Regions from separate parts of the Homo sapiens genome. Here all the other regions are linked to region 3. The links are chromatin contacts, found by Hi-C or POLR2A ChIA-PET in ENCODE. All regions are on one chromosome and are shown on one strand. Each heading gives the region's core, a stretch centred on a gene start or an enhancer-like site at or near the end of the contact. The rest is flanking DNA. Distances are from core to core; before and after follow the strand shown.

Region 1 (3,535 bases), core at 523-3,022, 260 kb before region 3:
AACTACAGCTTTTCACATTTTCTTGTTTTTATTCAGAACTTTTTGTTCCATTAAAATTGTAGGGAATGGGGAACTGTACAGGGAAGCACACCATATAAAAGATCTAAGCAGGTGGCCGGGCACGATGGCTCACAATCCTAGCAACTGGGGAGGCCGAGACGGGTGGATTACCTGAGGTCAGGAGTTCAAGATCAGCGTGGCCAACATGATGAAATCCCATCTCTACTAAAAATACAAAACTTAGCCAGGTGTGGCAGCAGGCACCTGTAATTCCAGCTACTCAGGTAGCTGAGGCAGGAGAATTGCTTGAACCTGGGAGGCGGAGGTTGCAGTGAGTCAAGATTGCACCATCGCACTCCAGCCTGGGGAACAAGAGTGAAACTCTTGCTAAAAAAAAAAAAAAAAAAGATCCAAGCAGGCCTGCTGTATGGCACTTGGTGGGGTGGGATGCTGCCAAGTGTTCAGCATAGTGATGGTGATTTGTTGGGGAGGGGCTACAACATGAGACAGAGCTTCATTTATCCATTCATCCCGGCATTTGTCTTCAGAGCCTGTCTCAGGCATTGTGCTTTGGCATAGAGTCCACAGGAACAGCTCAACCCTGCCCTCGCTGGGAAAGAGGTGCCAGACAACTAATTACAGAAGCAAATAAAGTAAAAGTGTGTTAAGTGTTGCAGAGAAGGCCGGGTTGGGTGGCTTGTGCCTATGATCCTGGCACTTTGGGATGCCGAGGTGGGAGGATTGCTTGAGGCCAGGAGTTTGAGACCAACCTCAGTGACATAGCCACACCTTGTCTCTACAAAAATTAAAAAATTCACTGGGTGTGGCAGTGTGCACCTGTAGACCTAGCTACTCAGGCTAATGTGGGAGGATTGCTTGAGCCCAGGAGTTGGAAGCTTCAGTGAGCTGTGATTGTGCCACTGCACTCCAGACTGGACAACAGAGTGAAACCCTGTTTCTCTAAAAGAAAAATGTATGGCCAGGCATGGTGGCTCATGCCTGTAAACACAGCATTTTGGGAGGCCAAGGTGGGCGGATCACTTGAGATCAGGAGCTTGAGACCAGCCTGGCCAACATGGTGAAACCCCGTCTCTAATAAAAATACAAATATTAACTGGGAGTGGTGGCGCATGTCTGTAGTCCCAGCTACTCGGTAGACTGAGGCACGAGAATCGCTTGAACCCGGGAGGCGGAGGTTGCAGTGAGCTGAGATTGTGTCACTACACTCCAGCTTGGGCAACAGAATGAGACCCTGTCTCAAAAAAAAAAAAAAAAAGTACTACGAAGAAGAAGTTACAGAGATCAGAGAGTGGGCATAAGTGAGACCAGATTCTTTCTTGGGGGGAAACAACAGGTCCCCTGAAGTAGTAGTATCTGCCCAGTCATATGTATGAATGAGACCAGCCAAGGCCCATCAGGACCTTGGAGCAGCTTAAAGAGGAAAGGCCACTTGACTGCCAGACTCTTGGGAGATTTTATTTATGTCACCATGTTTTCCCCTTCATGGGAACTGGGCATGGTCTTTTGCCTAGCTTAAAAATGGACATTTTCAACCTGGATTGCCTTTCACAGTTCCTCCCGTCAGCATGGGACACCAGGGGCCTTATTTGAGCAGTCAGCCTACGTCTGTGACACCCCCTTACCTTGGAGGTGTGGTAGGGAGAACACTTCTGTCTTTCCTTATGAGTGCACAGTCATACCTGGTGACTCGCAGCCAGACATCCTGGCTCTTTGGCCCCTCTCCCTTGCTCACAGTGGTAGGTGAGACAAATCCCTGGAATGTGAGGGCTCTTCCCTGTCAGCTACAGGGAAGGTAGGACGTTTCATGACAAGGCGTGGCCCTGTAGATAAGGATGAATTTCGGTAAAGCCCATGCCCATCCGGGAGCCTCTTGATGGGGAGTCCAGAACAATTCCCAGGGAGGTCTGACCAAGCCTGCCCTCTGCAGTCCGTACTGACTAAAGGTCACACAGGGCTGGGTGAAAACTAACCCCTGCGACTGGTCTCTTAATCACATGCTGTGAATACACAGTTATGAAATGTCCACATGCTACAAAGTGAAAGTTTCCCTGGACTACCTCCCACTGCCATGATCCCAGGCCCTCCCTAGAGGGAACCACTGTTACCATTTTGGTGCATCTGTTTCCAGACCTTTCTCGCATATATGTACACATAGGAATATATAGTTTATTTGGGGATGTGCCTGGTCTTTCCACTGCACTGTGCTGCCATCCCCTAGTTTCAACACCTCCTTTGACATGGAAGGAGAGAGAGCAAGGGAATAGGAAACCTGGGTTCTAGCCCCAGCTCACTGTGTGGCCTTGGGTACGTCACTTCCCCTCTCTGGACATTTGTTTCCCATCGTATTACAGGGCTGGGGCTTGATGCTGTCTAAAGGCCATCCCAGTCTTGGCTGGCTGTGGCGAAGCCCTGCTGGTTCCGTAGAGGGTATGGAACCGCCTCCTGGAAGCCTTCCCTCAGCTGTGGTGATCTTTCTTTTAGCCCCACAGTATTTTGTTTCTTTCTGGAGGAGCACTCTCTGCCTTATGTCACAGTTCTCTCTGGGCGTGTCATCTCTCCTCTAGGCTCCAAGGCTGTATGAGCTGCAGTGTCTGTTAGGGATTATCCGTAGTTTATCGCTTTCTGTGGATCACGGAAGACCCCCATGTGAATCTGGTCAGAACTATGGCTTTTCTTTCTAGCAGATTACACACAACAAAATTTCGCATTCAGTTTTGGGGCTCACAGGCCTCCTGAGGTCTCTGTGTGACTCACGTTAGGAACCCCGTACCTGTGACAGGTAGGTAAGCTTAGACAAGAGAGGGCTGTGGCAGTGCCAGGGGTCTCAGCTGCTTAGTGGATGAACTGGTGTCGGAATCCAGGGTCTTTTACTCAACTGAGCTACTGCTTTTTCTTTTTTTAATTATTATTTTAAATTGACACATAATAATTGAGGGCAGGACCGGATGGACATTACTGTACCGACCCCAGGTGCTTTGCATGTGAGCATTGTGAAGTGATGGCCAGGGGAGAACGTAAGGGCTGGGCCAGGCAGGACAGAGAATCCGAGGCCTCCTGGAGAGGCCATCCTAGCCAGCTTACCAACCTTGTATTCCCTGCAGACCGACAAGGAGCAGCTGACAGCAGAGGCCAAGGAGCTGCGCCAAAAGGTCAAGTACCTGCAGGATCAGCTGAGCCCACTCACCCGACAGCGTGAGTACCAGGAAAAGGAGATCCAGCGGCTCAACAAGGTGGGTGCCTTGGCCCGGGTCCCTTGGCTGGGCTCCCTTGAGTCCAGCTGCAATGCCCACCCCATCACTGGCACCCCCAACCATTCAGCTTAGGAAGGGTAACCCCCAGTCAGTGAGCTGGCATCCTGTTTCCCGCCTGCTCTGCCATTGCCTCCCACACTGGGAGTGACTCAGCCCTTGAATTAGCCTGTGTCACCCTTCCCTCTGGAGGTGCACTCTTCCCCTTGTGCCTCACCTGCCCACCCTGCTTGTCAGGGTTTGTTTTACCCTCACTTGCTCAGCAA
Region 2 (3,733 bases), core at 845-3,344, 290 kb before region 3:
GGTTCACAGCAAAATTGAGAAGAAGGTACAGAGATTTTACATATACTGCGCCCCCCCCACCCCTAACAGGCATAGCTTCCCCCATTATCAACATCCTCCACCAGAGTGGTAGATTTTTTACAGTTGATGAATCTACATTGACACCACTGTCACCCGGAGTCCATGGTTTACATCAGTGTTCCCTCTTGGTGGTGTATGTTCTATGGGTTTGGACAAATGTGGAATGGCAGGTGTCCACCATTACAGTATTGAACAGAGTAGTTTCACTGCCTGAAAAATCCAACCCGGCCTTTGATGGATGGACCTGAGGCTGCAGTTTCCCCAGCCTGGAAATTGGTTGGGGAGGACTGGAGGTCATCATAACACAAATATGTGGACAGTTTTTTGTTTATGTCTGCAATGTGATATCATGGCATCTCACTTCCTTTCATCCTTGGGTGGAATTGCAGGATATTGCCCTTTACAGCAGAGGAAATGAGGCTCAGATTCCCAGTTGTTGGTGAGTGTGGCATCGTGGTTCAAGGGCTTCTTATAGCTACATGTTCACTAGCTATGGTGTGTCCAGGCACCCTGCTTAACCACAGTTAAATGGTGATATGCAGGTCACTAGAGAATAAGTGGAGGCCAGAACCTAGCTTACTGAGCTGACGGAAGAGCCTAAAATCCCATTAAAGGAGAGAACAAATGGGGAAAGCCTTGGCCCTTAGATAAGCTGGGCACAGTTGTGGGGTTGCCTCAGCCTTTTATTAAGCACCTGCTGTGTGTCAAATGCTGAGCTAGTTACTGTATACTCTTATTATTTTGGAAATCTTATTATAAAACAAAGATGTGTTTCTTGTTAAATCAGATAATCAGGAAGTATTGCCTAAAGTAGAAAGTGAGAATTCCCTTCCAACTATACACATATTGTTTCATTTAATTTCTTTGATCTTCTATCAGGTAGGTTCTATTATTACTCCTGCTTTACAGATGAGGCACCTGAGGCTCAGGAAAGGTGAGTGGCTGCTCCAGGGTTTCACAGCCCACAGGGTGGACAGAGCTGAGGCTAGTGCAGGTGAGGCCCCCTCTCAGGCCTCGTGTTCGCAAGGTTGGCCTTGAGCACTTTCCCTGTGTGGACCTTTCTTCCTGCCTCCAAGGCAGCGATGTTTCCATGGTGCTGGCTCTCTCTCTTTCCTCAGCTTGCTGCTAGCTCCTGAGACTTGGGTCTTCTTGATCCTGAGGCCAGCTTTAGCCATCACCCGGTTTCTGTGTGGCCCATGCTCCTCCCCTTGCATGTGAGGGAATGAGCCCATGGTTCCATACACAGCAGAGTAGACACTAGAATAGACCTCTCTGACGTTCTGTTCTGTGCCGTCTTTCCTGGAGACCCCTTCCCTATACCCCCTCTGCCAGCCCACCTGCCAGCATCCCTGGCAGCCCTCACCTCTGCTGGGGAGGTAGATGTTGGCCTCGATGACCTTCCACCTCCCTGTACCAGAGATTTGCTTACACTTTTCCCTCTGGGCCAGGGAGGGCATCACCTGCTCCAGGGTTGCAGGGATAGCTGGCCCCAGGATGCAGCCAGTGACCAAAGGCATTAAATTGGGCTGATTAAGTCCCCAAGCTGGACTTCAGTTTCCTTATCCATCAGGCAGGTATCAGCCCTGCCTTCTTCCCAGGGCTGTTGTGATAATCAGATGGAAAAACAATGCTTGGGACACTATGAAGTATTTTGCAAATGTTAGTGGCTATGCAAGTGAATATCATTTGGGGGGTCTGGGACCACCCCCCTACCCAGCCACCAGAACACTGCTAATGGGAAGATAATCTGACAGACCAAAGCATTTCAGAGCAAAAGCTAGAATGTAAATTTAATTCTGAATGTAGTCTTTATCATACCCCTCTCTTTCTGGGGTAAGGCTGAGAGTTGAGCCCTGGGGACTACTGCCTCCCTGCCACCCACAAGTGCTTGCCTGCTAGTGGGTGGCTCCTTCGGTTTCAGCAGCATCACTTCCATCTTCACGGTCTGTGGTTGTTGCCTGACCTGCCGTCTGTCTGGGCCCCTTTCTGCCCCCAAACTGGGCCTTTCTGGTTCCAGCGGGCAGCCCCAGGGCCCCTCTGGGGCAGGCTGTGGAGGCCCCGCTGGCTGAGGTCTTGTTTTGGAAGAAAGTCTGCGCTGGCTGCTTCTATACCACCAGCTGTTTCTGGTTTGGGCAAGCGGGGCTGGAGTCCCACTGCTGGTGGAGCACCTGCTGATTTGTAGTTTGTGGAACCAGGCCAGGTGGAAAGAGACTCTGAGAAGATGTGGTGGGGGCCTGTGGTGTGCCATGGGATTGCTGGGCAGGAAGGGAAATGGAGGATGGGCTGTGGGCAGCCTGGAGGGAGAGCAGGGATCTTCTGGTCCCAGCTCCATCCTGACTCCTTTGTGACCTTGGCCTTCCCTGCTCAGGGCCTTGCCTTGCTGCACTGCCTGTGCCGTGAGTGAGAATCAGATGAGCTCATGCCCGAGGACTCCTGGGCTCTGAACTCCAGATACTGCCACATGGAGGGGAGTGGTCAGTGCTTCCTTTTCCCCTTTGAAAACATCCTCGTGGTTTGTGGACAGCAGAGGGGAGTGCATGCCATCGTCATGTTCGAATGCAGCCCCTCATCCATTGAGTGTTTCTGGGTGCATCTCTCTCCCACCTGATAATGCAGGATTCGCCTCATTGCCCTTGGAGAGTCCCCTCCAGCTCTGTCATCCTGAGAATGAGTCCTCTCTCTGGGAGAAGTTATAAAAACCTCATTGATCAGAGGGAGAGTTCCCGTCTGCCCAGTGGTCATCCAGGGACTGCCGCTGACCATCTGGGCATGAGGTCAGCAGAACTTGGAAATTCCCTGTTTCCCTCTTTGTCTTTCTTTCCTCCAGAAGTCCAGGCCCTCCAGGGGTGGCTCCTCTGATCTCCAGAGAGGGTTTTCCCACAATAGGATATTTCTCCTGCGTCTCCTCTGCCCACTGCCTTTCTTTCTCCCCAAGCTCTGCCCCCTGAGGCTAAAGTAGGGGAGCATAGCTCTGTCTGCCCACTTTTTGTTTCCCATGAACCCCTTTCCCGTTGACTCCCCAGCGCCAAGAGAAACTGAGTGTTGCGTGTTTTGGAGGACGTGGGGTGGGTTTCAGTTCCCACATCCTGCATCCTGCTTTGTCCCTTCGCCTTACATCTGGGCCTCTCTGAGGGAGCATGGCTGGCCCAGCCTGGATTCTAGAAGTGTCTGGGCGTCCAAGTGCGTCTGGTCAGTGGGTCAGGGTTAGGCTTTCTCTGGGATGTTGGACATGGCCTTGCAGGAGGCGGGGTCGGGGTCAAGGGCTTGTTCCCTTCAGTCTGACTTCTCTGAATTCAAGGTTTACCGAGGCCCTACTCTGGGCCACTCTGAAGATACCCTGGCACACAGGATGGACTTGCTCCCTGTCCTCATGCAGCCTCTAATCTACAGGACAAGGCAGACATTGAGTAAGAAATTCCCCATGCCTTCATGTGGTGTTGACTGTGAGTTCCATTTAGGGTGAATGCATAATGGTGGACAAGAACCAGGACACTGCTGCCTTTGTCATGCAAGGTGGCTCCAGGCCCCTTGTAGCCCTCTGTTTCACTGTTCTTGAACTCCAAGCAGCTCTCAAGGAAGGCCCACCCTCCTGTGCTCCCGACAGGAATACAAAGATGTGCAAAGTACGCTCCTGCCTCAGGAAGTTCCCAGCCAGATGGGCAATGCCCGCACC
Region 3 (3,597 bases), core at 152-2,651:
TCTTCCCGCTCCCACCTCCACCTAATTCAGGCATCCCCAATCCTTCCAAACTATGTGGCCACTGCAGTAGCAGCACGCATCATAGCAGATGTTCAAGGAATCTCTGATACTTGTGTGATTGCGCAGCCTTCACCACCACACCCTGGAGCTTTGAGGACCTTAGTATTCACCACAGATGAACCGGAGACTCCTCAGCCCCCAGGTGCAGCAGGATTCCAGCTGGTCCAGAAGAAACAAGTGCAGCTGCATAAGTAAGAGCCCAGCCTGGCCCTCAATCAGAATAACAGCCCCTGAGGTTTGTTTCAATTTGTGGGGGGGGCGGGGGGGGTTACACCTTTCATCCTTTCACTCAGTACATATGTATGGAGCACCTACTGTTAGCCAGGCCCTGCTCCAAGAGCTGAGAATGCCTCAGAGATGACGATAGACAGGCAGTCCCTACCCTCAAGAAACTGGCATGGGGGAGACTAGGGAGCAAAACAACCAGCAACTGGAACAACTACGTCCTCAGGAAAGGGACAGCTAACCAGCAGGAGGGAGCTTGAAGGAAGCCTTCTCTCCAAGATACTTTGCTCATGTCCTTTCTCCTTTGCTTTCTGCACGCAGAAAATGTTTTCCCAATTTCACTGATGGAAAAACAAGGATGGTGAAGCAGTTAGTGACAGAACCAGGGCTGGAACCCGCCACTCCTGACTCCAAACTCCTGGCGCCTTCTACACGGGGCCTCGAGAAAAGCGGGACAGGTAAGTGCAAAGACCCAAACCCAGCGCAGCGCCCAAGCAGGTGCTCAGGCCCGGGCGCTGAACCCTGACGCTGGGCCTGGAGAGCCAGGAGGTGGCAGTCTGCCCGAGGAGGAGGCTTCCCGAGAAGGCAAGGGCAGCGGACCCGGAGAGAAGCCAGTCTCCGAGTGGGGCTGGGGTTCGCCCACCCAAGCTCCGCCTCCCCCAGGCCCAAAATTCTGTGCACTAGGAGGCTCGAACTTAAGAGCTGACAGCAGGAGAAAAAGGAGGGGGTGAGGGCAAGAAATACAAAAGTGATGAAAAGGGAGAAATGGGGAGGAGAGACCGGACATAAAGAAGAACGTTGGGAGCCCGGGGAAAGGGGCCGCACTAGAGGTAGGTCGCGAATCCGAAGAGCTCCGCTCTGCCAGAGCCCCACAAACAATCCCCCGGTGGCCCCACTCACCCCAGATGGCGGCGAGTCTGCGGAAAGTTCCTGGGTCAGGGATGGCTCGGTGCTTCTCAGGGTCCCCAGGACTGCACGGGATCTGGCAGCTGGAAGCGACCCCCAGGCCTGGAACCTCAGCCCTAGGCAGCTCCTGGAACGTGCCCCGGCTCCTCCGAGCCCCGGGAGGCGGGAGAGCGCAGGAGCGGCCAGGACGCGCTGCTGGCTCTGGAATGCGCGGCTGCTGGGGACCGCCCCCGGAACGCCCGGTCCCGGGGCCCCGGCAACTCCAGCTCAGCTCCTCCTCCAGCGTCCCCTGCGGGCTGCGTTCGGGGAGAAAGGAACCTGCGAGAGAAGGGAGAGACCAGGGCGTCTCGGGCTCCCCTTCCACGTTGCCACACACTCGCCGCGTAGCCGTGGACATGTCGCTTGGCTTCTGAGGGTCTCCCCTCTCTGGATTGTAAACCGAGAGGGTTGGCCTAAAATGTGTCCTCCACGACCTTTCCAGCTATAGAGTAGACATGGGAAAGAAAGCCTAGCAAGTAGGTTTGGACAGAGGAGCCGGGACTCAGATCCTGCTTTGCGATGTCCGAAGTGTAGGGTCCTTCGGAGGCTTTGCCACTCTGTTTCATTCTCTGTAAAGTGGGAAAGGTAACACCTGTCTCCCAGTCCTGTTGTGAGGATTGGTTTAGAGGACCAGTGTGAAGCTGGTTGGTTCTCTGCCATAACATGACTTGGAGCATCCTGTTTATTTTGTGATAACAATGAAATAGCCCAATCCAAGGTGATCAAGAGCCCATTAGAATCCAGCATCTGAGAGGCTTCCCACGCCACTGTGGGTGGCCCAGCTTCCACGCAGGACAATGCCAATTCTGTAATCTTCTGCCCCCTCTATGTCATCCATGGAGTGAGGGGGGACTCCCGTCCCATGTTGGCACCCACACTTTTTAATTCACAGTGGTTTTCTTTAATCTTACTCTTCTGAAAAAAAGGAGCACAAGCCTTGACTATCAGTGAGACCTTGAGCAGTCTTGGAGCCCAGTAGTGTTTTGGAGGGTTTGGAAAGAGCCATACTGCCTTCCCCAGGCCTAAATTTGATATGGTGTGGGCCCCGAACTTAGAACTTACTCCATGCTGTTTCCTCTGATTCAGGGATGAGGTCAGCAGAAATGACCTCTAAATCATCATTATCACACGCCAGTTTCTTAAGGGAAGGACAGTGAGGATGAAGGGGATTCACATGAGAAATGATTTGAGAAAAACCCTAAGGGCTGTCACCCAACAACATGTTTTATTCAAAAGAGATAGTGTGGGAACCTAAAAACAAGGACAACCCAATTCTGAATAGTTTAATACAAAGCTCTCATTTAATAGTAAAAAAAGATTGAAGGAGGACAATCTTTTTTTTTTTTTTTTTTTTTTTTGAGACGGAGTCTCGCTCTGTCGCCCAGGCTGGAGTGCAGTGGCATGATCTCGGCTCACTGCAACAGGAGGACAATCTTAATATGACATTTTCCCTGGTTAGTGAAGGGGATGAGAGTTCCTTTGGGTGGACAACTGGTAACTCCATGTGCCCTGCTGTGAACATTGGCTTCCCTCTGGGACAAGGCAGAAGCTCAGGCCTGGAGCCAGCTGAGTCCTAGTCTCCCTTTCCATTTAGCAATTTATTAGTATCTCTTTAATATCGACTTGCCCTGGGACCCTAAAAGCAAGCCAGAAATAAAGTATGAATCCCCACAGGAGCATACCATGTTAAGTCTGCTGCCTAGGCTAGACTGATTTTGCAAAGAGAGCACTGAAGGGAAGAATAATGGATGCTGTGTTGGGATGCAGGAGTGGGGGAAATAGTCAATTTCAGCAACAAGCTTTTGTTACAGCAAAAGCCAGAAAACAGCTCACAACTTCCTTGGTCCTCTATTACAACCACTCCAAAGAGAAAACCATCAGGACCTGAAAGAAATAAGTAATACTCTCTTAGAGAGCCCCTGATACTTTGGGGAACTTGTACAGAAGAAGTTGTAGTCTAATGACATTGGCTGCCATCAAAAGACGGCCTTGGCCAGGGGCAGTGGCTCATGCCTGTAATCCCAGTACTTTGGGAGGCCGAGGCGGGCAGATCACCTGAGGTCAGGAGTTCGAAACCAGCCTGGCCAACATGGTGAAACCCTGTATCTACTAAAAACACAAAAATTAGCCAGGCGTGGTGGCGGGCGCCTGTAATCCCAGCTACTGGAGAGGCTGAGGCAGGAGAATCACTTGAATCCCAGAAGCGGAGGCTGCAGTGAGCCGAATTGCCCCACTGCACTCCAGCCTGGGCAATAGAGTGGGACTCTGTCTCCAAAAAACAAACAAACAAACAAACAAACAAACCACTGCCTAAAGAGGCCCCCATTAGGATGCAATCCATAGCAAATACCCTCTTTAAGAATCATA

Evidence for each region. A loop is a pair of places that touch in the nucleus more often than their neighbours do. ChIA-PET counts read pairs that join two places held with the same protein, here RNA polymerase II (POLR2A). Pooled maps may share reads with other maps.
Region 1: a loop to region 3 is called in a map of head of caudate nucleus, with 2.6 times the contacts of the local background. The contact joins the enhancer-like site here to the promoter of SMIM3 in region 3. A Hi-C loop is called at or near these places in 2 of 168 maps with a recorded cell type or tissue (head of caudate nucleus and heart left ventricle) and 3 of 50 pooled maps. POLR2A ChIA-PET finds 5 or more read pairs at or near these places in 2 of 52 experiments (activated CD4-positive, alpha-beta T cell and naive thymus-derived CD8-positive, alpha-beta T cell).
Region 2: a loop to region 3 is called in a pooled map, with 2.7 times the contacts of the local background. The contact joins the enhancer-like site here to the promoter of SMIM3 in region 3. A Hi-C loop is called at or near these places in 4 of 37 single-sample maps with no recorded cell type and 4 of 50 pooled maps. POLR2A ChIA-PET finds 5 or more read pairs at or near these places in 3 of 52 experiments (GM10248, activated CD4-positive, alpha-beta T cell and activated T-cell).

The regions. Positions count from the first base shown.
Region 1 is chr5:151,038,813-151,042,347 of GRCh38, reverse strand. It overlaps TNIP1 (TNFAIP3 interacting protein 1), which reads left to right. Exons shown (of 18, transcript NM_006058.5): 12 at 3,123-3,251. Among named protein-coding and RNA genes, the nearest start is that of GPX3, 20 kb to the right of the region's middle. Within about 2 kb of position 1,772, at least 13 of the 41 ENCODE cell types and tissues checked have a DNase peak (open chromatin) inside an H3K27ac peak, as active enhancers do.
Region 2 is chr5:151,067,357-151,071,089 of GRCh38, reverse strand. The region is part of intron 1 of TNIP1 (TNFAIP3 interacting protein 1); the gene reads left to right. Among named protein-coding and RNA genes, the nearest start is that of TNIP1, 12 kb to the left of the region's middle. RefSeq lists an enhancer at 3,212-3,733. Within about 2 kb of position 2,094, at least 10 of the 41 ENCODE cell types and tissues checked have a DNase peak (open chromatin) inside an H3K27ac peak, as active enhancers do.
Region 3 is chr5:150,776,561-150,780,157 of GRCh38, reverse strand. It overlaps SMIM3 (small integral membrane protein 3), which reads right to left and starts at 1,401. Exons shown (of 2, transcript NM_032947.5): 1 at 1,186-1,401. It overlaps LOC124901110, which reads left to right. Exons shown (of 2, transcript XM_047417995.1): 1 at 1-251; 2 at 607-3,597. The coding sequence starts at 1,037. The coding sequence ends at 1,678. RefSeq lists an enhancer at 18-879 and a silencer at 1,317-1,506.